Regions from separate parts of the Homo sapiens genome. Here regions 2, 3, 4, 5 and 6 are each linked to region 1. Evidence: chromatin loops called from intact Hi-C (ENCODE). Cell type or tissue: endothelial cell of umbilical vein. All regions are shown on one strand. Region 1 has its middle 260 kb from the start of LINC02852. Region 2 overlaps LOC105370991 (a long non-coding RNA gene). Region 3 holds the start of LOC105370989 (a long non-coding RNA gene). Region 4 has its middle 110 kb from the start of LINC02852. Region 5 has its middle 150 kb from the start of LETR1. Region 6 overlaps MCTP2 (multiple C2 and transmembrane domain containing 2).

Region 1 (4,000 bases):
CATTCCTGAGAGTGGGAAAAATGCAGGATAATCAGATGTAGGAGGGATAGTTACGAGGTACATTTTAGGCATGTAGAATTTAAGATGGCTTTGAGTGTCCAAGATGTCATCAAGTGGATCTTTGGGGTGGGTGGTGGGAAGGGATGGAATTATCCTACATGCAAGACAGATGTCTCCTCTACTGTAAGCAAGAGTAGAAGAGTACACTGGGTAGTACACTGGTGTGGTGGTGGGCGCCTGTAATCCCAGCCTACTTAGGAGGCTGAGGCAGGAGAATCACTTGAACCCGGGAGACAGAGTGAGCTGAGATCACGCCACTGCACTCCAGCCTGGGCAACAGAACAAGACTCCGTCTCGGGGGAGAAAAGAAAATAAAACAGTACCTGCCACAAAAATGGGGTTCAATAAACATTTGTTAAACAAATGATTTCTTAGCTCCTTTGTAAAAGACAAGAGTGTTTCGAAGCATTTAAACCTCTCCTTTTTTTTTTTTCTTTTTGAGACAGAGTCTCACTCTGTTGCCCAGGCTGGAGTGCAGTGGTGGGATCTCGGCTCACTGAAACCTCCACCTCCCGGGTTCAAGTGATTCTCATGCCTCAGCCTCCACCGGATGCTAGGATCACAGGCACACGCCACAACAACCTGGCTAATTTTTGTATGTTTTGTAGAAATGTGGTTTCACCATGTTGGCCAGCCTGGTGTGGAACTCCTGACTTCAAATGATCCACCCACCTCGGCCTCCCAAAGTGCTGGTATTACAGGCATGAGCCACCACGCCCAGCCAACATTTGAACCTCTCTGTAGTAATCTGACCCCAAGGTGAAAGTACACATATGAGATTTCTCATGTGTATTCTTCCCCCATATTATATAGCACTTATCAAATCGAATTTTAGTTATTGGTCATTGTCTTTCAGTGAGTTACTGCTTTAGGTACGAAGAGTGTCTTATTCATCCGTGCATCCTCTGTCCCCAAAGAGCATTTGGACCTTACTGAGAATTCAGCATGAGTTAACTGGGGTGACCTCACCTGCTGGGGTTGGGGGGCGGGGGGTTTGAATAATGTAGGAGATTGGGTTGGCATTTCTCTAGAACAGCACACAGGGCCCAGCTTTACACAAAAGAGACCCAATCATTCATTAAAGGGTAATTTAGGCCACATTCACCCAACTTGGATGAAAATTTCCAGAAAATGGAAATTCTGGCTTATTGTCCAGGTTGATTAATCGGTTTCAAATTTATTGGTGCTCATTTTGCTTGAATACTTGCCATAGACATGACAACATGTCCCTTTCATAGAAACGACAAATTCCACTTCAATTCCACAGCCCTTCATCAAAAACCCAGAGACAGCCTAAATCCTAAATCGTGCAGACAGTCATTAATACAGCAAAGCATATGCGTAATGAAGTCATTTGCTCCTCTGATCTATGAAATTCGGCTCGGTTACAAGCTTCCCTAGATAACCCGTTCAGGAACAGCAAGGGCTAGACAAACGTCCTGCACTTCAGTGATCAAAAAAAAATTAAATTAAAACCCAAATCATGGCAACCCAGAGGTGAAAAAATAAGTTGGAAGGCCTCATTTCAGAGTATGGACTCAAGCTGGCAAGCCAGGATTCTGATCTGGGCTGCCTCATTTACTACCTCTCTACCAGCGTGGTTTCTTTTATGTCCTCCTTTCCTCATCTAGAAAATGAAGATAAAAATACCACGGAACTCACAGGGTTGTTAAGGAGCGTAAAGAGTTCATACAGTTGAAACTCTTAGAATAGTGCCTGGCACACTATAAAACTACATCATTTTAGAATTAGTACCAAAAAGACGAAAAAAAAATCTGTTAGGCAAGGGATCTTCAGAATGCCCCCTTTTAAGAAATTCAAAGACGCCCCCTACCAAAAAAAAGTAATACATTTTTTAAGAAGCTGTCATAGTAGCTTGAGAATCACAAATGGTATCAAGGGCCGTACGGAAACAAAGAGGAACTTCTACGAAGGGCTTGAGATATTCTTCTCCGGCCTGGTCATTACATTAAAAGCCCTCTCCGTGCAAAGTGACTGCGCCGTCTGTTTGGCCATCGATGGATAGATAAGCGGCGGCAGGATGTGTTAATTTCTTGTTAAGCGCGTGTGCATGTGCACCCGGCAAACAATAGGCTCCAGGAGGCAGAGCTGCGCCGCCCCGGCCCCCACCGGCGCCCCATTTCCGGACTCTTGGCCACACACATCCCCCCTTTGTTTTCCCGGGGCCGGCCGCGCGTGTCGCTGCCGCGGCCACCCCACCAAGCTTTTCCGCCGGCCGCGCCTCGCCAGGAGGCCGCGAGGTCGCAGGGAGGAAGAGCGGGAGGAAGCAGCGGGCGGCGGCGGCGGGGCCTGGCCAGGGGGCGGCGGGCGACCGGGGGACGGGGGACTGGCGGCCCTGGGCCCGCGGAAGCGCCGCCGCCTCCCGCCGCGCTCGGGGAAGGCCTGCGCGCCGCGATAAGGCGCTTCCCCGGCCCATTGTCTGCGCGCCGCGGACGCCCAGTGAAAGTTCTCCGGGCCCGGCGGGGCGCGCAGCCCCACCCGCACCTGGAAGCCGGCGCCCTCCGGGGACGCTGGCCACTGTGACCCCCACCCCCGGCCGCCCACCCTCCAAAAGCGGAAGGGCGGAGGGGTCGCCTCTTGGGTGTCACCGGCCGGCGCACTCCAAAGGACTTTTAAAGGAGCTTTGTTAAACGGATCCTAAGTCCAGCTATTTGCTGGGGAAAATGCCTTTGGCTTCGGGCCAGGGCAGGTCCTCTCAGTTCTGGGAGAGTCAAGGCCACTTGCGTTTATGAGCCTCCTGGTTAATAAGTTACAAAAAGAAAAATGAAATGTGGAAGCAAGAAGTGTCATGTTGTACAAATTAATGTGCTTAATATACATACACGAGGGACACACATAAATATAATTTTGCTATTTACTAGCAGGATTTTTAAAAATGCCAGCTTTAAATTCCAAGCAATTGTGGTTGGAAATGAGACACATGTTGAAAGTTGCGTGATGTGTTTTTTCTTTCTTCATTCCGTTGAGTGTATAGCTGAGACCGTGTAACCTCATTTGGAGGTCACTGACGTTTTCAGTATAAATTTGAGACTCTTTATGTATGGCAGACCAGGACCAAGGGACTCTAATCCTTTACCCCCCACCCATGCCCCAGGCCGGAACCAGGATGAGCTGATATATGTGTATTTTTTTTTCTTCAGGGTAGCAGCATTTCAAGCCCATTCTCTCTATGTTGGCTGCTTCTGTGTGTTTGCCAGCTCTACAAGGATGTTCGTTACTGATCATTTACACAGAATACGGAAATAGCATAGAAAAGAACATCCCATTCATTCATACATCTATTATATATTGGACTAGTCCTATTATGTTTATTTCAAACAACCTGTCTATCATCTACTGCATGTAATACTCTAAATGAGCTTCTCTACTACAGTAAGGGCCTTTTAAAATACAAATGTCTCAATGGAAAAATATTCATCATCTATAGCACACCTGTCTGGCTGCCCAGTTCTAGCCCTGTTTGTTCACCGTCTTTGAGCTATTTGGTAACTCTGTAAATTATAGGTAACTGATAGCAGTGTCCTTTCTAGGATATAGTTAACCGAACACCACCACCTCCCTGGTGGAAAAGTTTCGTCTCCATTTACAATTCATCTCAACATTCTTTTATACATTTATGTATATTCCATATACATTTATGTTCTTTTGACTTTTCCTTTGAACTGGTTATGATATCTGCCTCTTTCCTTCGTATTATAGCAGTAACAGACATTCTTTAATATGTCTTCATATTTGTATCTGTATGAGAGTCATGATTTTATCGTTTTTTGAAAATTATCTTTTAACAGGCTTTCCAGTTATGTGTATCACAAATCAAAGGGAAAACAGGAAGGAAAGGCAGGAAAAAAAAATTAGTGACAATTTTAGTTCACAATCAGATGTAGGAGGTAAATCCATTAATTTGTTCATTACATATATG
Region 2 (4,000 bases), 290 kb before region 1:
AAGGCAGAAGAATACAGGCTTGGGAAACAGAAACACATAGGCTCAAATTTCAGATGTCACTTATTGGTGAAATAAAGTTGAACAAGTTTTTTAAATTCTCCTGGGTCAAAATTAGTATTACCCTTAAACTGAAGATAACAGCATCTAGCTGGAAGTTTTAACATGAAGCCTAAATTAAAAACAGTGCAGGTCATGACTGGATATATGGGTAGGTGATACCTTATGTTCTATATAAAGGAAACATTTAAAAAATGGGTTTTGTATCAAATCATGAGATGATGATTGGGTGGAGCCCAAGCAACATGTGTGAAATTCACATTTGAGAGGCTTAAATAACCCCTGGAAAAACATGAAGAAACAATGAATAAGACAACCTGTGGTTTCAGATGTCAGCCTCAAACTCCAAGTCAGAATAGCCGGCAATCCATAGTGATGGCTCCAACAGGCATTCAAGTGACTTTTCACCCAAGAATGTGCTGTGTTCCAGGGCAGTTAGCAATTTCTCTGATGGTTAATGATCCTCCCTATCAACCCTGGTGGAAGACAGTTAGTTATTCACTGCAACCAAGTGCAGATCATTTCCACTTACTTTACCATCTAACTGTGAAGATTATTAAGGAAAAGGACTTTTTCTTCTTCTCTCTTCTAACATGTTAAACTAAGAACCTTCCCACTGTGAACTACTGGCATCTTACTTTTTGACCCCTTGACAAGAAGAACTGGAGTTACCAAAATGCTGTCATTTAAGGTGTTGGAGTGGAAACCAGAACATTACCTATTATCAAGAAGGGGTTTCTTCTAAGGCATTCAGGTCTGTATAACATTTGTGCAAAAATGACTGGTCCATTTGGAAATGAGTGGTTGGAAAAGAGTCTGGAACTTAATACAGAATTGTGAGTCAGGCTTTAGAAGCAGGTATCTTAGCTCAGGCTGTTTTAGCTCCCAGCTTAGACTTGGAGGCTTATAAACAATAGACATTTATTTCTCACAATTCTCAGGCCAAAAGTCCAAGACCAGGGGGCCAGCATGATCAGGTTCTGGTGAGGGCCCTCTTCTAGGTTACCGACTGCTGACTTATATCTTCACATGGTGGAGAGAGACAGCCCTCTCTGGGGTCCCTTATATAAGAGCACTAATCCCACTCATGAGCCATCATGACAGAGCCCACCTCGTAATACCATCACATTTGTAGAAGGGTGTTGGGATTTCAACATATTAATTTTAGGGGGACAAATATTTAATTAATTGAAGCCCAAAGAAACAATCTTTACAATTGCAGAATCTCTGAAATTAGCCTATCCTTTTCCCCCATGATACAGCTCTGATTTCATTGTTAACATCTTTCTCAGAAGTTCAGCATTTCTAGTGCCAGGAGAACTAAATGTTAACTCTTGAGAAAAAATACATTCCTTCTCCCTGGAATGTGCTCTTTCATCTTGTAATTTTAAAGTGGAATGGGACATTTTTCTTTTCTCATTTTATACGTGAACCGATTCTTTTGTCGATACCAACTGTATCTCGTCAGTGTCATTTATAGTTATTATGAAGAGTGAAATGGAATGAAATTTGATAAAAAATAGAAACCACTTATTAAAGCTACCTAATTGGGGAAAGGTGAGTTTAATCTACTGTTTCATTTTTAAGTTTCTGTTTCCTCTCCTTTTCCTCATAAATAGGAAAAAAAATTGGCACAGAAACTTGGCTCTTGAGATTGTGAAGAAAGTTTATTCTACATGGAACTTGACACACGCTGATCAGGGAATCTCTTTTGTCTGCGGACTTTCTTTAAAAAAGAAGAATTGGTTTCTTAACTGCTTTCAAAGGTTGCCTTGATAAGTTTCTTTGTGTCATTGTATCTTTCATTTTGAGTTGAAGGTTTTTCACCCAACCCTTATTATAGATGACCTAACATTTTGCTCCGGGGCTGATGCCAGAACCCTTTTCCTTTAGTTCCTGGCAAGGTTGCTGCCATTTCCTATCTCACGCCTTCCTGAATTTACCTAAACTGAAGTTCCAGGCTTTTGTTGAAATGCTTTTCTCCCTTCCGCTCTTGTGTACCCTGTGTCACATTATCTGCAAAAGGTCGCAACCAACTTCCCTTCACTGTGGACACAGGAAGGGGAAATGAAGAGGGGAGAAGTTACTGATCTGATTCTAGAGGTCAAGGGTGTGGGAGGGTGAATGTACATTTCTCAATAGCTTTCGCTGCAGTGTGTGCTTTCCTTTGTTGACCATCCCTTGCTATTGTGTTGGGGAGTCTTTTAATAACACCCAGCAGAGTTGACTCAATGGCAATACCAAGATGAGAAAGACTTGGTAAAAAAAAAAAAAATTATGTGTGCACATTTGCCTGGCACATACACAGCAAATAACCAGCTATTTATTTCTGCAGGATATTCTGCGCCTGCAGCTTTTCTCACGTCATAGAGAGTTTCAACGTACTTAATTCTCACAGCATCTCATTAAAATAAGTGTTCTTTCACCACTCTAAAGTGAATAAGACTATAAACAGAGAATTAGGGAGGAGCAGTCCATTGCCTAAGATCACACAGCAAGCGGCAGGTCCACTGTTCAGAATCGATACCCACCCCTGCTTTTTCAATCTTCCAGGCTGCTGTTAATGTATGAGCACACAGGCTGCTGACGTGGAAATCAAAGTTACAATCTAGGACAACTTTTTCACATCAAAAGGGCAGTGAGATTATCTTTTGCATTTAAATTATTCTCTTCTGGTGCAGCAGGCTAATTAATGTTAGTGTATTTCCATTTTTCCAGCCCAGAGATCCTTGGATGACTCTCAAGGTGCCTCACTTGCAACCTGGGTCTCTTGCAGGCCTTAATTTCCGTAATGAGACTCCTCTGCTCCACTGTCTCTGCAGGGCTGATGGTAGCCCTATGGCTCTTCCATCCAGTTTATGGGGATTACAAAAGGAGCCTCAGAGTCACGTAATAGGCAGGACCACTGCTCTTAACAGGGTCCAGCATCTGGGAGGGCAAGGCCTGGCATGGGGTTGGGACAAGGCATGTTTACAACAGCCTAACCAGTGAGCTTGAGCTTTTCAAGACCATTGAGAGGGTACTTTGGAAATTGCAGGAGTGCATTCATGAATACGCAAATGTCTTTGATTTATTAGCATCCCTTAAGCATGAGAACTAATAGGGTAACACATCAAAGGTAACATTTGCCTTGTAAAGGGAGGGCTCTGTAAACATGAACAGTGGAAAGAAAGAAAGAAAACAGACCTTCTGTTTTGATGTCATATCCATCCTCAGCACCTGCTTCTGGTCGGAAGATGCAATCCTTCATTCTGAGTATTTCCTCTGGCCAAGCCCATACTTTGGGGCCAGAATTAAAGGGAAAGAAAAGGAAAGAGAGAAAGAGAGAGAAGAAAACAGAAAGGAAAGAGAGGAGAGGTGAAGCAGATAAATGGAAAAATCAGTGAGGACCCAGAAAAGTAATTGTTTGCATTTACTCTAAGTGTAGAAAGTTGTCTTCTTCATTGCTTAATTCAAGGACAAATAGTGAAAGTATTTTCTAGGGGGAAATAATGAGGCATCGAGAGGTTAAGTGGGCGGCTGGGAGGAGCATCCAGGGCTCTGACTTTCCGTCCCCATCCAGCTGCACTTCCTCCTCAGTTGGGGCCAAGTCCAAGACCACAAAAGACGCACTAGGCATCCAAATAAAGCAAATAAAACAGAACATGCAAACCTTTATGCAGCCTTAATGAAAGCAAATGGATGGGACATTTTAAAGATATAACTTTAACCAGACCATTGCCTAATGGCCATATTTTCAAGACAAAATGTATCACAATCACATACTAATTTAAATTATCACTCTTACAGAAATTGGATAGGAAAATTTTAAATCTGTATGCATCTCTGAAACATTTAGAAATGCATTGCTCTCCAAAGCTAAATTGTGAGGGAAGCTGAGAGCTTACACTTAACAACATAATTTTTCTTCTCCACCCTCAACCTGCCTTTTATGTTACTTCCT
Region 3 (4,000 bases), 170 kb before region 1:
TCTGTGGACATCGTAATTAACAAAAGAAAAAAACAGCAACAATAGCAGATCTTTGGGACACGAATTAATTATCATATGGCCATTAATTTTAATATGAATTTAAGTTTCCACTATGGACACTACACAATATTTCACAGGAATTTTTGCTTACAATGTATTGATGGGATGCTTATATATGAACTGGCATGCTGTTTCTAAGAAGTATGCCAGGGTTATGCATTTTCATAAATAGAAAACTAAACCACAGAGGCTCTGACTAGCCCAGGTTAGAATTTAGATTTCCTGGCCCTCTGCCTTGTACTCAGAGTGGAGTTGCCAGAATTCATGAACTACTGTTCAGAGACACCTGGCACTATCTTGCTAAAGTCTAGGTGCTTGTGATGCACGTATTTAGGAGCTAAGAAGGTTGCTTGCCAATCCACCCCCACCCCAGTCTCATTAAATGCCCTTTAGTGCAGGACAGAGATGATTTTGCCCTTTGTTTCCATAAGAAAGATGGCTATCTGTCCGTAAGAAAAATGGCTCTGTGTGTGTGTGTGTGTGTGTGTGTGTGTGTGTAGAGCTATTATAAATATTTGGGGGAGCTGCATTAAATATATATAAATATTCCAATGCATAATATACTTCTGCTTATATCTCAATAAAATGGAAGGGAGCATGATCCAGCAGGGATGGACTCCAGAGTCAGGCCTAGGTTCGAATCCTGGATCAACTACTTAAGAGCTCTGTCACTTTGGGAAATCTATAGAGCCTTTTTCATCTATTTCTTCAGCAGCAAAATGGAAATTTAAAAAGGTATCCCTGCCTTGGAGTTTGTTTTCTGTGGATTAGAGATAATAAATGTGGTGTGCTTAGTATTTCACGGTATGTATGCTCAACAAATAGAATCACACAGCATTACTCACAGCTCAAATTATGGTGGAGCAATTGCTGAGCGTACAAGACTACTGACCGTTCTTGCAAAGCCACTCAGCATAAGGTATATTTAACTCATTGCATCAGAGGGATATTGAGGGTCATCTGCTTGAAATAAACAAATTCAATTATTCTGCAATGTAGTGGTCTAGAGCAATTCACTTGCTACCCAGAGGTGTGTAATGAACCCATTAGAACATTTTGCATATTCGGGGCAACTGTTGGGGTGTGGGATAAAGCATGCATCACAAATTCCACAGGGCTGTATTTAGAAATTCTGAGAACACCTTCAGACTGAGAGCAAACCACAAAACCGGCCTGGAAGTGAGGAGGGAGACTGGAGGGAAAGCACTGAGATTCTTCTGCTGACTATAGAGGTCACCTGACCCTGACTCATAACTTTTACTGAGTTGACTATATCTCACTTCCTGTAAGTGCCTGTCCCTCATACTCACTTTCAAGGACTTGGCCAATCTCCTTTTGTAAATAGAACAATGCTTTATATTTCTCTATTACTCCAGAGTGACTATATCAATAATGCAGGAAACGCATCTGTCCAGCACAATGAGATTATTTTTCTGATTTCGGTTGACAGTTATGGTAATAGTTTGGCAAACAATCTACTCCACCATCAATGACCGCAGATTACAGCTGTTTTTAAAAATCTCAGCCGCTTCTGGAAACTTGGAAGATGGACTGCACACTGAGAGAGAGATGGAAAGACATGCCATAAGCCGTTATGGTAGAAAAATCCTTAACCCTTTCTGTACATAAAAGGCTAAGAAAATATTAAGAAAAGCACAATGTGCCATCTATGGGTACACTATAATGAGAACAAGGTGAGGAATGACAATGCTGAGACATCGTTAGGACAGTCTAACATTGCCAGGGGGGCTATAACGCAACAGAGAGAGTCTGCAATATTTCAGAGCACTGCATTTTATGTTGATAAATTTTCCAAGTCACCCAGGAGTTATTGCAAATATTTACAGGAGAGAAAATTGAGAAAGAATATTATCTTCCCTATTGGTCTTGATGAATAGAGCCACTAGCTAGTCAATAACAATGACCCAAGCCCAAGATTGTCATATGTTTGTTGAAAAAATAAACAATAAAACGTGGTTTAATTTACTTCTGCAAAAGTGATGAATAAAAGTTGATTTTTAAACATTGGAACTTCTTAAGTCTTAACAACATGCGCTTTTCTTAAAAGTTCATAACAACTCTTACAAAGGTTTGATTTTTGACACTTATTTTCCCCCTTTGGAATTTTTTCCTTTACTTTCGTTTCATCAGAGGCAGAATGCTGATCTTGCTAATGGCCTGCAACCTTGGCATGTGGCCAGCCATTGTTACCCAGGGACCAGGAGACAGAATGCTGGCTGTGCGAGTCTCCCAAGGTGCGAGCTTTCTTTCTCTCTGAATTAGGAGGTGAAACCATTTGGAAGAGCCATTGTAAAGGGGAGGGCTTTGGGCTGTGCATACTCCTCATATCCAGGTGAGTTCATTTTTCTTGTGAACTTTTCACCTAGGCCCCAATTAGTATCCTATTAACCTCCTTAAATATGGAATTGCTAAGATCTTAGAATACTCCAGAATGGACTATTAGCCAGCCCATTTCCTGGCTCCATCAGATGAAAATGCCAAAGTAGGTCATACAACAGAATTATCTTGATTAATTTCAGCTCTCTTGCATGGGCCATGATGTCATGCAAGTTAAAGGAGATTCAAATTTAATGCATCATTTCAATGACTGATTAAACATGGGATTTTCTGAAAAACATTTACAATTCCAGGTTTATAAGGATTCTCCTTCTTTAATATGACAAACATTTCAAATGTGCTAAATTGATCAATTATACAAATGATAAATTCCCTTGAATATACTTTTTCATGTTCATGTTCTCCAGGGCCTAATATGGAAAAAGGTTTATTATCCCCAGTAACTACTATGTTAGATGAAAAGCTCTCAGCATTGTGCCCCTTTCCTATCCATGGATGCAGGCTATTAAAAAACAAAACAAAACAAAAAAACACTATGAAGATGCCACATCTACTCCAGAAGCCTACTCAGAATGGCATTTCCAAATATAAATGGCTTTGCTAAGGCTAAAAAAAGCATCAAACTTTACATCCTTTATCATACATTCCTAAAGGACTCCCTTGAAAAAAGCACTTAAAAACATTGTATCTTGGAACATCTCATATATTGGTGCAATTTATTTACAAGAGTCAGATTTAATTTGTTTTCATGTATAAAGCAGCTTTAGGGACTTATTAGCAATTTCAAATGTTACAGGAAAATATGCTGAATCTAAAGTTCATTATCACAAGTAAGCTTATTTAAGTGAGATTATTTGTTTCTTAAAATGTACAAGATAGCTAGTTCTTTAAAAGGCTTCTGTTGCATCATTTCACTTAGAAATAAAGCTTTTGGATGCAGCTGTTATGCTCTAAAGTCAGGGTTGTGTCTGTTTTGTGTTTATAAGTAACATGGACACAGCCTGCTACTATAAACACTGAACCCGGCTTAACATGTTCCTGTCTTTTCCAGATGAAAATGCAACTTACTTTCGTGATTTAGGTTATGAAACTTTAAAACCATGTCACATTTTAATATGCAGGGGTTCCTTCCTGTAATAACCTGCAATGTATATTCATGTTTGCAATTTCTAGCAAGAAGTAAAATAACTGATAGCTTTTATGAAGCATCTTTGAACTTTGCAAGTTCCACTTGTCTGAATCAGAGCTTCACAGACACCCACTTAGCACAGACTGGGTTGTGCCAGGGCTAGAGTAACTGCCTGCCAAAGGGATCCTGGCCACCCCTCCTCTTCTTTCTGATCAGTCCACTGATCACTAAGAAACCAGTGGTGAGCTGCTTACCTTTTAGAATATGAATAAATAAAGAGCTTGCCATGATCAAAGAGACTGAAAGCTTCAGATGGATGTTTATGCTACTGAGCCAAATGTAATGTTCACAAAAATTAGGGAGCTTCAGGACCCCGTATCTCTACTCTCTGAAATTCAACTTTTCTCAGATTTAAAACAGAGGGATTCAGCTTTTCTAGAATCTATGTGTCAA
Region 4 (4,000 bases), 140 kb after region 1:
ATTTTGAAAATAACCCCATTGTTTGGGGAGGCAAATCATAATTCTGACATTACACTCTTTTATAAAAGTAAGAATAACAATTATACTTTTGCAGACATGAAACTGGCTAAATATGTGGCAGAATAAGAAGGGATTCAGTTCTTTCTGACTTATATGTTCAGATTTTATACTTGAAATCCTTTCCCCAGTCTTTCCAATGCCTCCCTTTTTTATTCAGCAATATGCTAAAGTATTGGTCTCAAATTAAATGACAATTAGGATGTATCTTTCAGGACCCTAAGCTATCTGGATGAAAAATGAATCATCTCAGTGTATTGTCTAAATGATTCCTAACACGGAAATGGTTGGAAACAACCCTGATGTTTGGCGTCATAGAAACAAAACAACCAGTTGATGATTGAATTGTTCACTTTAAGATGCGATGTTTTGGCATAGCAGGAACCCTCAAGAATTGTACCTATTGCCACTATAATATAAAACTCACTCACTATTGTATCTATTTCTCTCTTTCTGTCCTCCTGAGATACATACACACACAAATCATCACATTCAATTTTTACCTAACTTAAGAGAAGCAGTCATTATTTGTTGGTTTCAGGGATGCATTGTGGTGATGATCCCTTAGAAAATTCTGAGATAGAAGCTATGGGAGACTCTTATCTGCTGTTGAGGGTTGGGTAATCCCATTCCACTTCACATTTATGCCTTGAAAGATCCCAAAGCACATCAAATGGTGCCTTCAGTCCTGCAAAAGATGCAATTGAAATGGGGCAAAGACTGATCACTGTGCACTAGCACAGCCCCAGGCCTTTATCCAGGCGGTACCCTCCTCCGGGGACATCGTTTACCCTTATCCACCTCATTGATGCTTCACTTCTTCCCTAAAGACTCAGCCTCAGTGAGCCTATGAAACCTCCATGAAGTCTGTCACTGTGTCAGCGGGCTATCTCTACTTGCCCATAACTCCCTGGTGAGACCCCTGTGTTGTTTTGAAATTCACTATTGCCTCTCCTAGACTTGTGAGCAAGTCGATTTGTGAGCAGAGGTTGTGTCTTACCATCTGTGTAGTCTCCGAAATTTGCCCGATGCTTGACAACTTGTCTGTCTTCATGCTTCCTAAAGGACTGCTTCCCTATCCTCAAGCTAGCACACTTTCTTCCTGATAAATCTCAGCAGTGGAAGAGAAATTTTGTGAGTACGTGTTTCTGTAAACTATACACACTCCAGCAAGACCCCTTGGTGTTCTCACCAAGTCCCTGGTTCTGTAATGAGCGCTTCAATTCTTAGAGGTAAGAGCTCACTAAAATGACTGAAGGTGGTATGGCCGGAGGAAGTTGGGACCACAGCTGCCGAAATAGTTAAGAAGTAAGGGAAGTTCTGGCTGAATTGCAGATCTACATCTCCCTTTCGGTATCCCCTAGGAAGGGTTTTCACAACATTTTTTATGCACTCAGTCAACAAATAATTTGAGGGAGGGCCCACCGTGTGCTAGGCAACTGGGCCAGGCATGGAGAGGCCAATGGTGGGCAAAACCGAAAGAAGATCACAGTCTTTATTTCGTAATAAAGTGCAAAAATGAATATCACAACTGGGGCAAGCTCTGCAGAGAAAAGGGGGCAGTGCAAGGGGAGCAGTGAGGGGAGCATGCTTTGAGCTGAAAAGGTGGTGTCGGAGCACAGCACTGAAGATGGGAAGGGGCACACTGGGGAAAAGAGTGGCCTGCCATCCTGCTGCAGGGGCAAAGGGAGGGACGTAGGGGAAGGTCCAATGTGAACTCGAGAGGAAGGGCTGAGGAAATGAGGAGAATTCGTGGGAAATCTGTTTGGAAACCATAACAAGCCTGAACCTCTGTCCTTCAGCAGAAGGAAACCTACAGTGGGGAGTCCTGGCTTTAAAATACCTTAGGACAAAACTGGCCACACGGGAGACACCCTATAAATATGTATTAATAGTTAGCCTCCACTTAAAACTGTTCCAAACAACTCCTTCAGCCCAAGTTCCCATGAAAGGTTGGAAAGGGGGTGAGTTTGGTAGGGGAGACTGCTGAAGCCTTCTGCTGGTAACACAAAGTAACACAAAGTCCTGCACCTTTTACTTCAATACTTGAACTTGCATAAAAGGAGCTCACAGGGTAAAGTTCAAATCCAAGCTGGCTCAGAAGATAGCATGAAACAAGGACCATACTTTGGAAAGAGCATACTCTGAAGAAAGGATGTGGGTAGCTTCTGTCGGCGTGACTGGGATCTGGTCAGGGTTCCAAAATGTTCGCATCCTGCACAGACCGCTGTCCGCTTGGAAACAAAGCCAGGTTGTTGCTTTAATGGCCTTTTCCGTTTCTCTCTCCACAAAGATGAAAGTTTATTAGAGGTGCATTCCAATCTTATTAAACACCAAGTGGCCCCCATCAGAAATCTCAGGAAATGAGGGACATAGCATCCAACACAATACAAATTCTTTTGTGTTTCTTCTTCTGCGAAGGGTGTGTTAGGCCTTCAAAAAGGGGCTGAGACAGCTTTAATAAGAAGAAGGAAAAAAAATGAAAGGAGAAGGGAAGAAAGGTGCCTCAGTTGTCTCGGCAGCTGATCAACAAAGGAGCAGTCGTCAGCTGTAACCTCTTGGAGCCACAGTCTGAAGCATGACACATGTCAGCCTATGATAAATGGTGCAGAGTGTGTGCAATTTCAAGCGCAATGCCCTTGAGATGCGCGGGACCCCAATCGCAAATGTTATTGTTAAATTAAACCTTAAAGGAAGGATTGGAAAGGGGTGGGGGCTGGGGGGGTGGCATACACACATGCGCACGTGGGCACACACACGCAAGGAGGAAAAGAGGAGATAAAAGGCAAGGTGAAGAAATAAAACTATATTTTTCACCTAAAAAATTTTAAAATACCATGAAAACGGTTCATAATATGAGCATTCTGTTTGTTTTTGCCTCATGCAGTATTCTCAATTACTCTGATTGGCGCTAAGTTACACCCTCTGGTGTTATGTGCTTGTTCTGTTCTTTTTTCCAATCTTTGGTCATCTTGCAGAACTAGCCATCATCCTGTTTTAGAGTTCTGTATGTGTAGCTACATATGGCATATGTGAGTGTGTGTGTTAGGGAGTGTGTTTATCTCATACTAAAGTCTGAAAATTTCCCTCTCCCACCCACCCTCTATTGACACAGCTCCAATGCCCAAACTAACTAATTTAATTCAGGAACCATTAGATGGAATGGTATAAGGCAAAGGAGGGGAAAATGTGTTCTTAAAAGGGGCCATGAGTCTGAGGACTATTTAGCTACAAAGGCTCAAAGTAACCAGGGATATGAGTGATATGAAAAATTAGCTAGAGAGGTAACAATGGAAAAATCCACAAAAGGAAATCAACATAGGAATAGCAGACATTGAGTTAAGTTGTTTTCATGGAGAATGAGGAGTAAAAAGACACAGAGAATAATTGTCTGAGCATCTTTATCATGTGACCATACCTGCCAATCACAATCCAGGATTTCCCTCGTAGACTGAGGTATCGTTATTGGTCTAGAAGCGATGGAAGCAAAGGCATTGGCTAGTGATGAGAGGCACACAATTGTGTCCTGGGTAGAGTCCATGCTCAAAGAATTTATTTACTTTTTCTCTCCTCATAACACATTTAGATGAAAGAATGTTTAATAGAGGGGAAAAACCCAAATTACGAAAGCAAGGGCACCCAAGGCTTGTTTTGTGCATTTTGGCCAGGGTTGCTTAGCATCTTGGAAAACTAGACTCCTTTTTTGGGCTTTTGGAAAAGTTCACCCAGGTTTCTTGTTATTAAAGAAAATAAACATCAGACAAAACAGGACTTTATCAAAACTATAAATAATTCAATGCAGATGGATTTAAAAATCAAGCAGATTTTCAGAGTGTGGAGCGCCGTAGGGTTTGGGTGGAAACAGAGAGGAATATAAACAACAACAAAAAAAGAAATGAAATTATGAACTTGTTGAAGAAAATAAATAGACACATAAAACTAA
Region 5 (4,000 bases), 330 kb before region 1:
AGGAGTTTGAGACCAGTCTCAGCAACATGGTGAAATCCCTTCTCTACCAAAAATACAAAAAAAAAAAAAAAAAAAAAAAAAAAAAAAAAAAAAAACCTAGCTGGGCATGGTGGCGTGTGCCTGTGCTCTCAACTACTCGGGAGGCTGAGGTGGGAGGATGGCTTGAGCCCGGGAGGTGGAGGCTACGGTGAGCCAAGATTGTGCCATAGCACTCCATCCTGGGTGACAGATCAAGATCCCATCTCAAAAAAAAAGAATATATATATATATAATATATATATATTATATATATATTTTATATATACATTATATATATATTATATATATATTATATATATATAATATATATATATAATATATATATAAAATATATATATATTAAAAAATATATATAGAGAGAGAGAGAGAGCTGGGGTTGGCACATCAGTATTTAGCAATTCTTATAGTAAAAAGTAAATCAGTCAAGGACAATCAATTGTTGCTAAATCAGAGGTAACATTTTGTTAAGGATCAGAATATTTACCTGATTTTTAAAATGGCTCCCCACAGACTACTTTAAGTTGACTATATATAGAATAATTTTAAAGTGGAGAAATCAAATAGCTGGTTGAACAGATAATGTAAACTAATATTACCAATGGGGAACAAATGGATATTGGTTTCCTCAGATGTGATACCATGAGAAAGCACATCTCTTACATACTGCTGTCCTAAAATATCTAACCTGAATATAATCATAACGGAACATCAGAAAAATCCAAAATGAGGCCCTTTCTATCAAAAAGGGCAAAGACTGTATTTTTCAAAATGTTAATGGCATACAATACACAAGATAACGGAATTTACAGATTAAAGGAATATGAAGAGCTCCGGCAGATCGATGCAATACCTGACCTTTATCTGGATCCTGCACTGAAGGGAAAACATGTTATAAGTAATATTAATAAGGTCAATTGAAAAAATTTGAATATGGATAATTGATTAAATAAAATAAACAGTGTAAAATTTACTGAATTTGATAACTATACTATAGTTAGATATAATATCTCCATTCTTAAGAAAAACACACCAAGCAACTTAGAGGTTATTCACCATAAAGTATGTAACTTACCTTCAAATGGTTCAGAAAAAAAATAAAATATATATTTTGTGAATGGGTACATATAGAGATATACCTACATACACAAACATGGACAAAGAAAAAGAGCAAATGGGATAAACATAATATACAATGTAAAGAATGGGCAGTGTGGCTAAAGGGTATATGGGTGTTCTTTGTATTAATTCTTCTAACTTTTCTGTGCATTCGAAATTACTTCTCAATAAAAAGTTTAAAATTTAAAAAGAAAAATATTTTATCGCTTAGACATCTTCAACTAGCTCAGACCTTAGCCCATTATGTTTGAATGGGTAGCCGCAGCTCCCCTGATCCTCCCCACCCCTATCCCTGCCCCTCCCTGGCTTCGTCTAACATTCTCAGATTGTTCTTTAGTGCTCTCCAGTGGTAATTTGGGGATTTTCATATCTTTACATTTGTCATTCTTCTGCTGCTTTTCTTCCTCTTCTACAAAAATGCTTACATCATTTTGTTCTATTGGTTATTTATTCTCACTTATTTGTAACACATGCATAATATTCTAAGGGATGAATCATTACAATTTAATTAAGTACTTTTGTATTTTTGGACAGAAGGCTACATCTATTTTTTCCCTCTAATAAATAGGAAATTTTTGTTGAAAATAAAGTTTTGTCCAGATTTTTTTATTGTTGCTTTAAAGTTTTAGAAGTATAATTCCTGGATTAATGGATATGGAGGTCTTTTTAGAAGAAGCTTAATACATATTGCCAGATTACGTAATAATCCAGTAAGAATATATTTTTGTTAAAATACAAAATTTGCACACACCTCTAGAGAACAACTTAAGGACAAAAAGGACCGCATTACAAAAAGATGTTAACTGTTAGTACTAATCATATTTTTGGTGGTCATGTTAATATTACTGTTTTGAGACAGATCTAGGGGGTAATGTGGAATAAAGAGAACAAGTAAGTGATATTCTAATCCTGTCATCCTTACTGATCTTAAAAATCACAAGTCTTGGTGTGAAACAGAGTACACGAGGTTCACTAATAATCTCATAGTCCTGAATTTGAATAGGAAGTATTAATAAGAACTCCTAATGTATTTTATCCTATAAACAAAACATTTTATTAATTTTTCCACTAAACAGACACAATGATCAACCCAGTAACAATGAGCACTCCTAGCTCCCAGATTGCAGTCTCTTAGTACAATTCCCTACTAGAAGGAACCAGCTCATCTTGGAGAAACGGCTGATTACACAACTGGAGTAGGAAATATACAAGATGATGTTAGAACATATGGTTATACCAGATATCAAAGAGACTATGAAAGACTGCCAAGGTTATGTTCAAATGACTCAGCAGCCAATGTGAAAAGATTTATTTTTCAATGTGAGAAATGGCTGATTACATGACTGGCATAGGAAATATACAAAATGGTGTTAGAACATATTGTTATACCAGATATCAAGGAGATTATAAAAGACTGCCAGGGTCATGTCCAAATGACTCAGTAGCCAATGTGAAAAGATTTGTTTTTCAAAAGGTAGAGACATGACTAGAGGACTCATCCAATGGTATTATAGGTTATATTGAAAAGGAATGACGTTGTGCTATGTGTACTGCCCTTAGAAGAGCTCTAGGATACACTGCGAAATCCTTAAAAAGGGCTAGGCATGGTGGTTCATGCCTATAATCCCAGTGCTTTGGGAGTCTGAGGAAGGAAGATTCCTTGAGGCCAGTAGGTCAAGACCAGCCTGGGCAACATAGTGAGACCTTATCTCTACAAAAAAAAAAAAAAAAAGTTAAAAAAATTAGCCAAGTATGGTGACAAACACCTATAGCTCTAACTACTTGAGAGGCTGAGGCAGGAGGATTCCTTGAGCCCAGCAGTTTGATGCTGCAGTGAGCTATAATCATGCCTCTGTACTACAGTCTAGGCAACAAAGTAAGACCCCCATCTCAAACAACAACAACAAAACGAAAACAAAAAAGAAAACATAAGAAAACTAAATTAAAAATAGAGTCATTAAGCAATATATAACATAAAACAGATGTAATATTATACTTTTTATACTGGTAAATATTCTGTGATAAATCAATTTGGTTTTAAGATTTTGCAAATTTTCCTGGCTAGTATATATTCTTTTAACTTGAGATATTATAGTAACTATTATCAGTAGTTTTAGGACTAGATTTTGAGCCTCCGTGGACAAAGATTATGCACATTTGGTGAGCTATTTGGCATTTGTAACAGTTTTATGCAAATAAATACATAAATGATGTTAGTAGATGCACTGACAAAAATAGAGATGTGTTAATCATATTTATTAAGAGGGAGGTTATTAAATCTCTTAATTCATGTAGTTTTCTCCTTGTTTGTATCAGAATCACATATTTGTTTTATAATCAGATAAATAAAACAAGGTAAAGAAGAAATAAAATGGAAAAATATGCGAGAAAGCTTAAGAATATGCCTCGCACACATCACCATCTGGAACCAAAATATTTTCACCATGCCAATGTTCACTGAACCAATAATTCTCTCTTGACCAATATGTGAGTGGAATGGATAACTTCCTATGAAGTTACTTCTGGTTCATTGGCAAAGAGCAGTCTATTGCACAACTGAGTGTCTGCTTACCTCCCTCCCATATTTTTATTTACAGGACAAGTACAAAATCATTTGTTGCCGATTAGAAAGAAAAAGGAAATTCCAGAGAGTTTCTCAGAATGACTTTTATTTTGATGGACATATTTTAATGAACCAAATTTATGTGAAAGTTTGTCCTGTTAAAAGTTCACAAAAATATCATGCATGATTGATCTCAAGACTGTGCCTTGATCCAAAGACAACACACAACAGCAGTCAAACATACATTTTATGGGCTTTTGCCTGTTTTGCAATAACACCGGA
Region 6 (4,000 bases), 440 kb after region 1:
TGCTTGGGTCATCTAGCAAGGTGAGTTCTCTCACGTTTGTCCATCCACTTCTGACGAGACACCATGCGGACCTAGATCTTAAGAGCCTGCTTTTCTTTAACTGCTGCTTTCAACAAGATACGATTATGTTCATGCACATGTACATAGGCATCCATGGAAAACGTATGGTTTGCTTTCATAAAGTCTTAAAATTGACATTGAGAATAGATTAAACATGATTCTGCAATGTTCATGTTTGTATCACCTGGAGCTAGAGTCTAGAACATAAAGTTAATATTTTATGTTTTCTCAAAAAACAGAAGAAAAACACATCCCTTCAGTTCTGCCCTTAGTTTGTTGTGTTAGCATCACTTCCTGTACTGTCACAAGAAGAAAAGCCCCACCAGGGACTGGTTCAACTAAAATAGCTCCTTTCACACCTGTGTAGCAAACCCTCAACTATCACATTCGCTAATTTCAATTAGAGGACCTGACTACGGGTCATTTAATAAATCCTTGGCTTAAAACCTTGCTTCAGACAGCGCCTCTGTTCTGCCCTGTCATGCCAAGGCGAGCAGTTGGAACATGAACAAAGTGTCACAATGACGAATAAAGACACCAAGCAGCATTCTGTCAACAGATCACAGGAGAACATCCGTCAGTGTGTGTCACCCCTGACAGATATGGCAGTTGCATAGTGAAGAAAGGCAGAGGAGAGCCTGGGCTTGAGGATCCAACATTTTGCAGAAAGACAACCCATCATGAAGCCCCACAGACTCGGGGACACAGCACTACAGCCAGGGCAGCCCCCTAGGTGTGCAACCCGCCCCGCCAATCCAGTCCCCTACAGACAGCTAACAGGTCTACAGGCAAGGTACATAAATGAAGGCGTTTTCAAAGAAAAGGACATGAAAGCTTGGCTACCCATAATCTTACCAAAAGAAGAATGAAAGAAGATGAAACGGAGGCCAGGTGCGGTGGCTCAAGCCTGTAATCCTAGCACTTTGGGAGGCCGAGATGGGTGGATCACAAGGTCGAGGTTCAAGACCAGCCTGGCCAATATGACGAAACCCCGTCTCTACTAAAAATACAAAAATTAGCCGGGCATGGTGGTGCGTGCCTGTAGTCTCAGTTACTTGGGAGGCTGAGGGAGAAGAATCGCTTGAACCCGGGAGGCAGGGGTTGCAGTGAGCCAAGATCGTGCCTCTGCACTCCAGCCTGGGTGACAGAGTCAGACTCTGTCACAAAAAAAAAAAAAAACAATAAAAAATAAGAGATGAAACTGAAATACATTTATTATTCTGTCTCAAGAAAGCATTTTCTGTATAGCCTCTCATTTTAATAGCAGAAATGGTTTTGGAATAATCATAATAGGAATAAAAAAACAACTTTTAATAAAATTACACTTCATCAACTTAGGGAGGGGAATTATCCACCACGTTATGGCTGCGGTATTTCTGAGAATCACCAAGGCCAGTCAACATACACATGGTCTAAATTTTTGGAAGTAGAGTTTTAAATTAAAACTGAAAACGAGTTTAAGTGAGCACTTTTATTCCAGTACTTTCAGGACAACCAAATGATAGGCTGTAGGTATATAGCGTATCTAACTGGCTCTGCATTTTTTTCAATGGTGTCCAATGAGAAATGTCCCTATACACACAGTCGCATATACCCATGGATCCTTGCAAAATCATACTTTGGAAAACCAGCAAGGAGAACACCACCTTGATCTTCCTTGCTGTGGGCCTCAGAGATCTGAGAGTACAACATGGCAGCCTGCATTCTCCAGCGTGGGGGCGGGCTCTGCTCCGAGGCATGAAGCTCAGCAGTGAGGAATCCCTCAGAGAAAAGGCCGTGGAGAAGTGGCTCCATTTCTAAGCCTCCCTTCCTGTTTAGAAGTCCCCTCTATTAGACAACCTATTTCTATTCATCTGTTCTAATCTTTCTTCAGATCAAGCCAGCAGCCCATTAATCATTTCTGTCATCTCCCTACAGAATCCAGGGCAACAGATCTCTGTTTTTCTAAAATCACAGTGCCAGAAACTAAACTCGAGAAAGAGGAAATCCTCTCCTCCTCACAGTGGCTGTCTGGGTGCTGACTGGAAGAAGCCACCAATTGTGTTCACTTTCCTCTTTTGCCCAGAATTGCATAGAACATTCCATGGAAAGTTTTGAAAGGGAATTCGGGTGGGAAGTGGAGCTGGGGAGGTTGAAGGGGAACTCAACGCATGAAGCCACCAGCTGAGGAGAACGTGAGAAAGGGAAGTGGATAAACAAATGCTGAGACAATGACGGATACAGATTAATAAAACCTTTATTAGTGTTTTTATTAAGGCCAAATGTTTTAGCAACTTCAGACAGCAGAAAAAGTATAGGAAAGGTCAAGCCTACAGGCAGCATAGGTCCTCTACACCGAAGCAGTGGAGAACTAAAATAAACGACAGCAAACAAAATACCCCCCAATGGCAAAGGAAAAGCCTCTTTTGGAGCTGATATACTTGATGGCATAAAAATGTTGGGAGTGACCTTGAACCCATTGGCTTCTTGGGCTAATAAATGTTTTTTTTCCCCCATTTTTTATATGAGGCTATGCCTGTTGGCTAAGAGAGAACATTCAGCATATATTGGCAGTAGAAAACAGAAGCAGAACCACATAACATTCAGAAATCAGATTCACCAATGATCATGACTGATATTCACACTCTTAGACCACTCATACCTCGTATTAGTTTTTATAGTGATCTTTGCACAGGACAGAAATGAATGGCATGATACCAAATATACAAAGATTTGCAGTCGGGAGACTTGATTTCTCCTCCCATGGCTGACATTACCAATTTGATCAAGGACAAGTCCCTTTACAAATGAGAGAAAATGCCCTGAGATATAAAGTGAAGGCATGAGGCCAGCTGTGAAGTCCTTCCAAGATTCTTGGGCTCTCAGTGGTAGACTTAGGTGGTTTTAAGATCTCTTGCAGCGCTTTGATTCTGCGATTTTATTATGCTCATAAGGATGGGCCAATGTCACCAGAGAAAAGGGTACATTTCATAGACAGGGGTGGTTCCTCTTTGCGGTGCTGAATGAAATTGCAATGTGTAATGATCAGTATGTCCCAACTGGCTTGAAATGAATAAACATCTTTAATATCAAAGTTTGGGAATAATTTACTTAAAATGTAAATTGAACAATTCAGTTATTATTTAGTCCTGTGATTTTTCAGATGCCATTTTTCAGAAATTATGGGCGGTCACTGGCACAGAAAGAAAAAAAATACACACAATGCAGGGCTATACAAATGTAGCTGTAACAACAACTGGAGAAACATTTAAACATATATATACAACAGTAGTGCTCTTAAATTTACCAAGAGACCATATATGACTAAGATTTGGGTAATTTAAGGGGTTTCCCAGGTAAATTTGACCTAAGTACTGTCTTAGAAAGACAACCCCCACGTAATCACCTACGCTGTAATATATTTCAGAAAGATGAATAGATGCAAATAAGAAGCAAATAGTTTGAACATAAGAAAGGAAGCTTACCGCGAATGCTATTGTACTTCTTAATGTGGATTCCCACTGGAAGCAGCTTTTAAGGAACTGCATTGTATTCCATATTGCCATAGTGATTCTTTTCACACGGTCCACATCTCTTGATAAGATCTGATTTTAAAAAATGACAAACAGGAAACTAGATTTAAATACTACAAATATTCCATCTAGATCAGGTACCCTGATCATTTAAATTATATTTTGTATAGATCCCAATTTTAAAATATGATAATAATAGAAAGGAGAAGACCTGACACTTCTAAAAGTCTTTTTAAAATATGATCATCCATAGAGGAAATGAGAATCAAATGCATTTTAGCGCTCATCTGAAAAAGAATAGCCTGTTTCAACAATGTTCAGCACAAAAATGGAACTGGTGAAACTGCAGAAGCCAGGTATTTAATGTTGGTGAATTTGTGTGAGAAAGACACATGCAGAGGCAGAGAGAGAGAGAGAACTAGAAAGAG

Evidence for each region. A loop is a pair of places that touch in the nucleus more often than their neighbours do. Peaks named below come from ENCODE experiments on the same cell type or tissue, not always from the same donor. Only the 100,000 strongest peaks of a DNase experiment are listed, where the experiment ranks them.
Region 2: a loop joins it to region 1, with 3 times the contacts of the local background. A loop is called at or near these places in 2 of 110 quality-filtered maps.
Region 3: a loop joins it to region 1, with 11 times the contacts of the local background. A loop is called at or near these places in 10 of 110 quality-filtered maps.
Region 4: a loop joins it to region 1, with 10 times the contacts of the local background. A loop is called at or near these places in 5 of 110 quality-filtered maps.
Region 5: a loop joins it to region 1, with 6 times the contacts of the local background. A loop is called at or near these places in 3 of 110 quality-filtered maps.
Region 6: a loop joins it to region 1, with 5 times the contacts of the local background. A loop is called at or near these places in 2 of 110 quality-filtered maps.

The regions. Positions count from the first base shown.
Region 1 is chr15:94,843,451-94,847,450 of GRCh38, reverse strand. No RefSeq gene overlaps it. Among named protein-coding and RNA genes, the nearest start is that of LINC02852, 260 kb to the right of the region's middle. In endothelial cell of umbilical vein, no CTCF peak of the experiment used is centred here; DNase peaks (open chromatin) are centred at 2,200 and 2,810; H3K27ac peaks cover 3,344 bases.
Region 2 is chr15:95,129,405-95,133,404 of GRCh38, reverse strand. LOC105370991 (a long non-coding RNA gene) reads right to left here. Exons shown (of 12, transcript XR_002957693.2): 6 at 3,244-3,336; 7 at 375-533. It overlaps LOC105370990 (a long non-coding RNA gene), which reads left to right. Exons shown (of 5, transcript XR_932646.3): 5 at 664-806. Among named protein-coding and RNA genes, the nearest start is that of LETR1, 200 kb to the left of the region's middle. In endothelial cell of umbilical vein, no CTCF peak of the experiment used is centred here; a DNase peak (open chromatin) is centred at 2,074; H3K27ac peaks cover 643 bases.
Region 3 is chr15:95,016,414-95,020,413 of GRCh38, reverse strand. LOC105370989 (a long non-coding RNA gene) reads left to right here and starts at 2,288. Exons shown (of 2, transcript XR_932645.2): 1 at 2,288-2,413. It overlaps LOC105370991 (a long non-coding RNA gene), which reads right to left and starts at 1,497. Exons shown (of 12, transcript XR_002957693.2): 1 at 1,371-1,497. In endothelial cell of umbilical vein, no CTCF peak of the experiment used is centred here; DNase peaks (open chromatin) are centred at 1,383, 2,253 and 3,343; H3K4me3 peaks cover 222 bases; H3K27ac peaks cover 3,040 bases.
Region 4 is chr15:94,700,133-94,704,132 of GRCh38, reverse strand. No RefSeq gene overlaps it. Among named protein-coding and RNA genes, the nearest start is that of LINC02852, 110 kb to the right of the region's middle. In endothelial cell of umbilical vein, no CTCF peak of the experiment used is centred here; DNase peaks (open chromatin) are centred at 342 and 2,362; H3K27ac peaks cover 3,500 bases.
Region 5 is chr15:95,174,865-95,178,864 of GRCh38, reverse strand. No RefSeq gene overlaps it. Among named protein-coding and RNA genes, the nearest start is that of LETR1, 150 kb to the left of the region's middle. In endothelial cell of umbilical vein, no CTCF peak of the experiment used is centred here; DNase peaks (open chromatin) are centred at 1,514, 2,474 and 3,844; H3K27ac peaks cover 2,499 bases.
Region 6 is chr15:94,401,544-94,405,543 of GRCh38, reverse strand. MCTP2 (multiple C2 and transmembrane domain containing 2) reads right to left here. Exons shown (of 23, transcript NM_001385001.1): 17 at 3,525-3,644. Among named protein-coding and RNA genes, the nearest start is that of MCTP2, 170 kb to the right of the region's middle. In endothelial cell of umbilical vein, no CTCF peak of the experiment used is centred here; a DNase peak (open chromatin) is centred at 2,083.